Linked DNA regions of Homo sapiens: region 1 is linked to region 2. Evidence: chromatin contacts called from ENCODE POLR2A ChIA-PET data. All regions are on one chromosome and are shown on one strand. The core of a region is the stretch at or near the end of the contact, and the rest is flanking DNA. Distances in the headings are between cores, read along the strand shown.

What was found. ChIA-PET counts read pairs that join two places held with the same protein, here RNA polymerase II (POLR2A).
Region 1: POLR2A ChIA-PET joins it to region 2 with 10 read pairs in OCI-LY7. The contact joins the promoter of ABL2 here to the promoter of PRDX6 in region 2. POLR2A ChIA-PET finds 5 or more read pairs at or near these places in 2 of 52 experiments (HEK293T and OCI-LY7).

The regions. Positions count from the first base shown.
Region 1 is chr1:179,226,825-179,231,517 of GRCh38, forward strand. It overlaps ABL2 (ABL proto-oncogene 2, non-receptor tyrosine kinase), which reads right to left and starts at 2,853. Exons shown (of 12, transcript NM_007314.4): 1 at 2,417-2,853. The coding sequence starts at 2,573. RefSeq lists an enhancer at 2,147-2,903 and a silencer at 2,359-2,768.
Region 2 is chr1:173,474,233-173,479,085 of GRCh38, forward strand. PRDX6 (peroxiredoxin 6) reads left to right here and starts at 3,103. Exons shown (of 5, transcript NM_004905.3): 1 at 3,103-3,260. The coding sequence starts at 3,166. LOC100506023 (a long non-coding RNA gene) reads right to left here and starts at 2,923. Exons shown (of 3, transcript NR_037845.1): 1 at 2,400-2,923. RefSeq lists enhancers at 2,108-2,644, 3,142-3,301 and a silencer at 2,902-3,071.

The DNA of each region.
Region 1 (4,693 bases), core at 1,603-4,102, 5.8 Mb after region 2:
TGGGTCCAGAGTTCATGCCCTTAACAAATACTCCAAAGTGATCTCTCTTCTTTCATCCTCTATCAAATCATAAAGTCCTTTAAGTTCCAAAGGGCAGGGACTCTGTTATGTTCACAGCAACATTCCCACAATCCAGTACATAACAGGTGCTCAAAAAAAACCCTTGTTTGTTGAATGAATGAAAGGACCCTTGAAATTACTCCTCCCATTTCCACTGCCACCACTCAAGGCCAGTCTTTCAGGTAAAGACTAGCCAATCAGGTAAATGGATATAAACTTCTCTGCCAGATTTTCCATAACCCAGTCCCATCCAGCCTATCAAAATTTTCTTTCTACTGCTTCTTAATTAGAATCATAAAATCTTAAAACCAGAAAGTATCTTAGAGATCATCCAGTCCAACCTCCTCACTTTACAGATAAAGAAACCCAAAGATGGTGACTAAAATCACCCAGGCAGGTGGAGCCAGAACCAGAACTTGACTCTTCCAATTTTTGCTCTATGATCTTTTTCTTCCAACTCATAATGATGCTTCATTCCTGACAGCTGTCTCCTCACTAGCCCATCAACAAATTATATCTATTCCCATGTTCCCGTTCAAGTTGTTTCTTCTACCCAAATTGTTCTCCCTCTCCATAGATCCAAATCCTCAAAATGTCTTCCTATTCCATTCTTCATGACTTCCTCTTTCTTGGAAAATCTTACATACCGAATAAGATAGTAAAGCAAGAGGATCACCATTGCCTACTAGGCCAAGTTTAATGCATAGTAACACTTCCCACAAAGTGAAGCTTACTTGGATGATTTCTTCCCTGTAAACTACTAATCCATTCTTCCATCCTGTGTTTTAGGAAGTGATTTTAATAAAGATTAGCTCATATATCACCTTCATAAAGTGTTCATATACCCGAAAGAGACACTCAAGCACATCTTCAATAGGAGACATGTGGCCAGGCGCAGTGCCTCACGCCTGTAATCCCAGCACTTTGGGAGGCTGTGGCGGGTGGATCATGAGGTCAGGCGTTCGAGACCAGCCTGGCCAACATAGAGAAACCCCACCCTACTAAAAACACAAAAAATTAGCCGGGTGTGGTGGCGGGCGCCTGTAATCCCAGCTACTCCGAGGCTGAGGCAGGAGAATCGCTTGAACCTGGGAGGCAGAGGTTGCAGTGAGCCAAGATCACGCCACTGCACTCCAGCCTGGGCGACAGAATGAGACTCCGTCTCCAAAAAAAAAAAAAAAAAAAAAAGAGTTTGGGCCAGGAACGGTGGTGGCTCACACCCGTAATCCCAGCACTTTGAGAGGCCAAGGCAGGCAGATTACCTGATGTCAGGAGTATATGACAAAATCCCACCACCACCAAAAATACAAAAATTAGCCGGGCGTGGTGGTGCACACCTGCAGTTCCAGCTACTCGGGAGGCTGAGGCAGGAGAATCACTTGAACCCGGGAGGCAGAGATTGCAGTGAGCCGACATCCCGCCATTGCACTCCATCATGGGGACCAAAGCGAGACTCTGTCTCAAAAAAAACAAAAACAAAAACAAAACAAAAAAACAAGACAAAAAAAGTTTGGAGACAACTATTCTAAAAATACATTGACAATGAGATCAAAATAATAGGTTTCAGACTACAGGGAGCATACATACATGTATGTATGTATATGGGCACACGCACACACTACAAAGGAAAACTTGTTCATATCCTGACTGACGTCCTAACCATGCCCACCAACCTCTAGCCCTTGCCAGCAATCTCAGAATTGTGTGTCCTACTCTGAAGCATAGTACAGAGGCTTTGGCAAAGCCTTTCATTTCTAGTAAAAACGAAATACAAAACAAAATAAACCACAAAAGCATGTCAAAAGTGATAAGATGATGCTAACTTCATCTTCCCTACAGAAAAGCATTTGACACTGTCCACAGTTCACTATCCTGACACTGCTCATCACCTAACGTAAACACATACCTTGTACTCCACAATCTCCTGAAATTCAGTTCCCATTTCCCAATCCCTTAGGATACAACCCATTTCCCCTTCACTAACGACGGGTTTATGCTCCCACCTCTGGGACTGAGCTAATACTGCCCTTCATCCTTCCCTCTCCTGAAGCTGCCATTCACTTTCTTTCTGCAGCCGCATAGTCCCGTCCCAGAGTAGAGGACAGACCATCCAGGGTCCCCAAACCCACTTCTCTTTCCTTCTCCGCCCCCGGGATCTGCCAGCCAGGCTAGAGACGCGAGGGGGGAGGGGTGTGACTCGCCTCCCAGGACTGGACCAGATGGCAGCGGATTCCGCCCCCACTCTCAGGCACCTTCCACCCTCCGACCCCTCGGGCAGCCCGTCCGCCACCCACCCCGCCCCGACCCCACCCCCGGCCTCCCCCACGCTCTCATGCCGGCTCCCAGACACACTCACCATGCTGGGTGAAGATATTGAAGCCGGTCTCTGTGGTGCGCCCCGCCGGGTCCCGCCTGCGGCCGGAGGGCCTGGCTGCACTGCTGCCCCGGATCCCGCGGGGCTGAGGCTGCTGGAGCCCCGGAGCTTCCCCGACGCGGCCCACCTGCTGCCCCATCCCTGCTCTCGCGTACTCCCGCGCCCCCGCCGACCCCTGGTCACATTCCTCCTCGGCTCCGGCCTCGGGCTCCTGGCGCTGCTCCGGTCTCTCCCTCCCAGCCCAGGCCCTGGCCCTGAGTGGCTGGGCCACCGGCGGCTCCGCACCCGGCCTCCTCACGGCAGCCGCCGCGCTGCCTCCAGGCGACTCACAGATTCTGCTTTTCCCTCCTCCTGTCGCGGCTCCGCGCCCCCAACGCCGCCGCCGCCGCCGCCGCCACCGCCGCCGCCATCTTTAAACCACCGAGCGCTGGGAAAGCGTGGGACAGAGCGTCTCCCGCCCCCCGCCCCCCGCCCCCCGCCCGCCAGTCACCTCCGCCGCGGGGAAGGAGGGCTTCCCGGCTGCCGCCCCGCCCTGCCGCGCCGCGCCCCCCGTCCCCGCCCCCGCCTCCTCGCAGGGTGGGTCCCCCAGTGCCCACCTCATTTGCCGGCCACCGCTGCTTGAGGTCTTTCGTCCTCCGCGTCCTGTCGCCGCACCTCGGCGTCCCCCCCCTCAATCCGCCTCAGCCGACCCCCTCCCGCGTTCGGCTCCACACGCTACCGCCTTTGGGGTTGGTCGGTCTCCGGCCTTCCCCATCCCACCTCCACCTGTCAAATGAGTGAGTCGAGGGCTCAGTGCCACCGCGTGCGCAGCTCAGGTGCAGGCACAGGTGGGGCAGAAAAGCACAAGGCATTTATTTGGTCCTTGCCATCCAGTTAAGGAGCTCTAAAATACCCAGGGGGATCTCTTTTAAACACCCTTGTCAGCAGCAGGCCTCCAGTAAAAATTAAAATGGTATAAAATTTACAAGAAGAGAGTAAAATGCTACCTTATTTGATTTTAATTTTTGGAGATTATTTCATGATGTTAAATCGCACTGGCCTGGATTGTGTGCCTTCTATAGTCTCATTGGGGACGCAATTGTAGCCCCATTCCTCATATTATATTACCATGAATTCCTCTTGAACTCCTTTACCATCTCACCATATGTGAGTTTCTGTTTCCTTACAATGCCTGACAGTAAAGTTAATCTTCCCACTGGCATCCTTTATACACTGTGCACGTGGTCAGGTCTTCTTTTGATGACAAAGGAGAAAAAATATATATCTTTGACCCTGTTTCTGAGTCAGAACTTACTCATTTTAGCTTATGCAGTCTAAAGAGAGTGAATGAGGCAGAAAAGAAGCGTTTTATACATACACATATACTATATACAATTGACTCGCCATCCCCCTCTCCCACTGTGTTTACTTGCATCTTAATTCAATTTTTTTTAATTCTCAAATCTTGATCATTCTCCTGTTATTCTTTTGGCTTCCCAATTTGCTTTATAAAAAGTATCAGTTAATGGAGGTACTACACTGAAATTTTGCTTAAATTAGACAGGACGGGAGCCACTGCAAAGAAGGAACAAAACAACCACTGGAAATGTAGGGTTGGGAGAAGAGGTGGATGAAGCTCTCCTTTGCATATCTTTCCTGAACCAGGTTGACCTTAGATGAACCATCCACTGACGTAGATATTGCCTGTTGTAAAAGCACTATGAAATTATTCCATTGCCATCTAGGGTGTAGCCAGAAATAACTGAAATTAACTCCAAAATGGGAACGGAAACACTATGTGTAAACACTGGATAAAATATGAACTTTCCATTTGGATTAAAGTTTCCCTGTGTTTAAAATACCTGTCTTTTCTTCTAATTCCCAGTGTTTGCAACTACTGAAAAAAATTCATTCGAAAGGGATAAAGATGTCACAGAGCCGGAATTTGGTTTACTGTTTGATTTTTATTATGGGAGAAAATTTTAATTTGGGGATAATGGTTTGGTTTCTCTGCTAATTCATGCATACTATATAAAGATAGATGAATATATGGGTTGAACATCTCAAATCTGAAAATCCAAAATGCTGCAAAATTCGAAATTTTTTGAGCACCAATATGATGCCAGAGGTGGAACATTTCACGTAAGTACTTAACATAAACTTTGTTTCATGCACAAAATTTTTAAAATATTGTATTAAATTGCATTCAAGCTATGTGTATAAAGGTGTATATGAAACATAAATGAATTTTGTGTTTAGACTTGGGTCGCATGCCCAAGA
Region 2 (4,853 bases), core at 1,853-4,352:
CTACTCTAATGTTAGTAACTGGCAGAGGACCTTCTGAGTAACAGAGAACATTGCCCTCTAAAAGGCTACTCAGCAGCCACTGTTTGCCAGATGGAACATGGGCCTGGTGTTGCTGTGTTGCTAGATCTTCTGACCTTTCAGGAGACAAAAATCCAGATATTTTTATGAAAAATCATGTTTTCAAAATGCTGATGTGGACGAAAGAAAGAGAGATCAGACTGTTACTGTTGTCTATGCAGAAAGAAGAAGACATAAGAAACTCCATTTTGTTCTGAACTAAGAAAAATTCTTCTGCCTTTAGATGATGTTAATCTGTAACCCTAGCCCCAACCCTGTGCTGGCAGAAACATGTGTTGTGTTGACTCAAGGTTTAATGGATTTAGGGCTACGCAGGGTGTGCTTTGTTAAAAATGTGTTTGCAGGCAGTATGCTTGGTAAAAGTCACCGCCATTTTCCAGTCTCAAGTACCCAGGGACACAATGCACTGCGGAAGGCCGCAGGGACCTCTGCCCAAGAAAGCCTGGGTATTGTCCAAGGTTTCTCCCCACTGAGACAGCCTGAGATATGGCCTCGTGGGAAGGTAAAGACCTGACCGTCTCCCAGCCTGACACCAGTAAAGGGTCTGTGCTGAGGAGGATTAGTGAAAGAGGAAGGCCTCTTTGCAGTTGAGATAAGAGGACGGCATCTGTCTCCTGCTCATCCCTGGGAATGGAATGTCTCGGTGTAAAACCCGACGTACATTCTATTTACTAAGATGGAAAAAACCGCCTTATGGCTGGAGGTGAGACATGCTGGAGGCAATACTGCTCTTTACTGCACTGAGATGTTTGTGTAAAGTCAAACATAAATCTGGCCTATGTGCACATCGAGGCATAGAACCTTTCCTTAAACTTATTTACGACACAGAGACCTTTGCTCACATGTTTTCCTGCTGACCCTCTCCCCACCATTATCCTATAGTCCTGCCACATCCCCCTCACCGAGATAGTAGAGATAGTGATCAGTAAATACTGAGGGAACTCAGAGACCAGTGCCGGGTCCTCCGTATGCTAAGCGCCGTCCCCCGGGCCCACTGTTCTTTCTCTATACTTCATCTCTGTGTCTTATTTCTTTCCTCAGTCTCTCATCCCACCTGACGAGAAACACCCACAGGCGTGGAGGGGCTGGCCCCCTTCAGTGGACAGCTAATTCAAGACAATTTAAAATGCTCCAAAGTCTAAAGCAAACAAGTTCACAGAGTGCAGAAGCATTGCCAGTGTACAGCTTCTGGCACTGTAAATTCTAATGAGTATTTTATTATATTTGCTTAATTTACAACAGACAATAATATAATTATGCCTTTGACAGACATCAATAATCTGTTTCTGTATTCATTCTCCATATTTATAGAGTATTGTGTTTTCTAGCTGATTTCCACAACATATTGTTAACAGTGCCTTAGGCCAAACTACTCTTCTTTCCCAACTATTCTCTTTCTTCCCTACAAAGGGAGTTAAAACAAGGAGCTGTTAAAACTTGGAGCCAAATTAGAGATTAAATTACATTAGCTTTAAACGGTTTTGTGAAGTGGCTAGAAATTTTTACCAGTAATCTTACTGCAAGTCCTGGGTCACTGAAGAACTCGGTAAATATGATTAGCATGCACGCACCAACACATCACTGTGATGAAAACGCAAATCACAGTATGTGAGTCACTACTCTCAACATTGCCATGCCCCTGCCTTAAACCTGCCAGCCCCATCCAGAGGATTTTTCTCATCTCTGAACTCCAATCATTTACACCTTCCCCCATCAGAATTTACCCTACATTTTATTATAATTGCATATAAATATGCCTTCCCTGTAACAGCAGGGACTGTGTTTCTCCACTGTATGGCCTGGCACAGTGTCCAGCACACAGCAGGCAAAGCAAGAGTTACTGCATGAGCCAGTGTCATCATCCAAACGATAGCTACCATTTCCAGAGCACCTACCGTGAGCTGACTAGTTTACCTACATTATCCTGGTGGCTTTCCCAGACCAGACCACCCAAACCAAAGCAGCCCCCCAGTCACCCTCTAGGCACATAACCCTATTTTAGTTCTCTGAATACGACTGATTGCTGTCTAACATATTTTGGTTTGTGTGCTTATTGTCTGTCACCGGTTTCCCTTCACAAGAAGGAAAGCTCCAAGAGGACAGGCATCTTATCTACCTTGTACTTGGCTCATAGCAAATAAATGAATCTAAGCCGCCCACCTCCCTGGGTGACAGAGTTGACCTGCACACAGTAGGTCTCAAAGAGTATGTTTTAAATTTTATATTTAGATTTCAAGATAATTGTGTTGAATATTTTATGGTTCATAACAAACAGAAAGGGGAGGGCAGAATAAAAATAAATAAAAGTTTAGTTACATTACCCTAGCACTGACATTGGTACGGGAATTTTTGCTGCAATAAGAAAGCCACTTCCTCTGACATAAGGTCACCCATACTTCTGGGTCTTGCCACATCCTCTTAGACAGTTCATCGTAGCTGGGCTGGCTGGGGCGGTCAGGACTCCAGACGCTCACACTAAAAGAGGGGTGGTAGTCGAGCAGTCACTCCACTCCTCTGTAGGGAGCTGGCCGCGAGTGGGTGCGCAGCAGGGTGCGCGCGGACCCGTGCAGCGCCCAGGGCGGCTGTGCGAAGCCGCCGCAGCCTGCGCGCCCAGGCGATTCTCCACCTTGGGGCTCGCCTTCCTGCCGCGTTCCTCTTCCTTCCATCCCTAAAGCGCGTACGCCCTGCAGAGTCAAACCTGGCGCATCCTCAAGCTTCCAGGGGGCAACGTGACCGAGCCCCGCATCACGTGTGCAGAGACGGCCTATAGTGTCTGAAGGATGCCACCTAGTCGCAGGCCCGGCGGCGCCACCAACAGCGACCGCGGTAGTCCAGCTCGCGCCGCGTCCCGGCCCCAGCCCGGCCCGGCCCAGCCCCGCCCCGCGCCCAGCCCCGCCCCGCCCCGCGCCCAGCCCAGCCCCCGCGGCCCGGCCCCCAGCGGCCGGCCTCCCGCGGCCCCGCCCCCGCCGCCCCAGTCCCCGCCCCTCGCGCCTTCGTTTATTCCTCCGCGCGCTGGGACAGGCTGCTTCTTCGCCAGAACCAACCGGTTGCTTGCTGTCCCAGCGGCGCCCCCTCATCACCGTCGCCATGCCCGGAGGTCTGCTTCTCGGGGACGTGGCTCCCAACTTTGAGGCCAATACCACCGTCGGCCGCATCCGTTTCCACGACTTTCTGGGAGACTCGTAAGTGGCCACCGCGTAGCCCTGTCCTGGCCTCGGTTGCGCCGGACTCGGAGGTGCCTTCCCTGTTTCTTCTCCCTGCCGTCCTCCCGGCCGCTCAGCCCCCTGCGCCGCCCTCGCCTTCCCCCGCACTGGTTCCGGCGCGCGCCAGGCCGTGTGGCCTCTGCTCAGCGTCGGCTGCGCTGCTGGGAGCTGGCACCCGTTCGGCCTGCCCTGCGCGGGCCACTCGATCCCTCCTGGCCTCCCCGCCTCCGGCGTGGCTGGGCAAGGCCACGCCAAGGTGGGGGGTGGGGAGGATAAAATTGTGTTCTGCGGGTTCTGGAAACTCACCGCCCGCGGGAGGGTTTGTTGTCCATTTAACTCGTCTTAGTAAACTGTGCAGGTAGCGTGGTCAGGCCGAGGGCGCAGGGGCGGGGCGGCATTGACGATCACTTCCCCGGACTAGTGCCCAGGGTCGCACCGCCCTCCCACCCTCCGTTCTGGAATTTGCTCCCTGGGGAGGATGGGTGTCTAAAGCCAAAGTCGGAGGACACAGCTGCTGGCTATAGGTTACAGGAAGGCCAACGTATCATCTGAGGGTGCAGTGGTATTTGCAGGCTTCTGGGCACAAAATGTGAAATTTAAAACCACTAGCTGCCAAGTAGGTGGCCGAAAGACTTTTTGTCCAGAGCCGCCTCCAATGGCCAAGATATGATTTGATAACAGCTTTAGGAAGAGCCAAGAACACTCTGCGTAGGTGTGCCTTCAGAGATTCCAGAACTTGCAACACTTGGAGGGAAGGACTTTCTGACGCTGTTCCGCTGGAGTGGCCTATTCTTGCTAGTGATGGCCGTTCCAGGCTCCAGGACACGTGTACTCCCCAACTTTGAGACTCTCTTGTTTTCCAGTGGCTTGCCCCTCACTGTCCCCTCCGCTTTCTACCTTGCTTCTAGCACATGAGCTTGCTGATGATAGCCAAATTGATGACCTGTGATCTGACTTGGCAGTTTTACCATTATGGATAGGAGTAGTAAATCGGTGTTGCCCTTTTTTTTTTTTAACAGCTCCTGAATCAGCAAACTGGAAGTTGCTTAGTTTTCATCAGAAGCATTCCAGGCATGTCTAGTTATATTATGGTTCTGGAGTACTAGTGGTCCCACTACACTGTGGGGCTCCAAGGCTTGACAACAGTTCTTCCCCAGATTATATCCTTTTTATATACAGTATCCAGGGAGACAGGCTTATGAAATTAATCAGTGATTGGACAGGGCTGTGCAGAGAACCAGGGACAGATTCTTACACATCATATGCCTATCCAACCCTTTATAACCTCTTAAGTCCCTTTTCCAGCCACTGAATAGGGAAAAGTTAAGCTTTGTGAAAGATAGGACTAGGCCAGAAAAAGGTTGAGAAATGGAATATTCAAACCTTGAATGCAGAAAAATACTTTAGAAATACAGCTTATGGCCATTCTTATACTTAGGATCTAGGTAGTAATATTTCTCCAGCAATCCTTGGGATTTTTAGAGTTGTGTTCCTTCCCATTTCTACCTGCAGCCCTCATCCCCCATCCCCATGAAACATAAACTATTTCCAGAACTCTTAGCTTGTATAGAT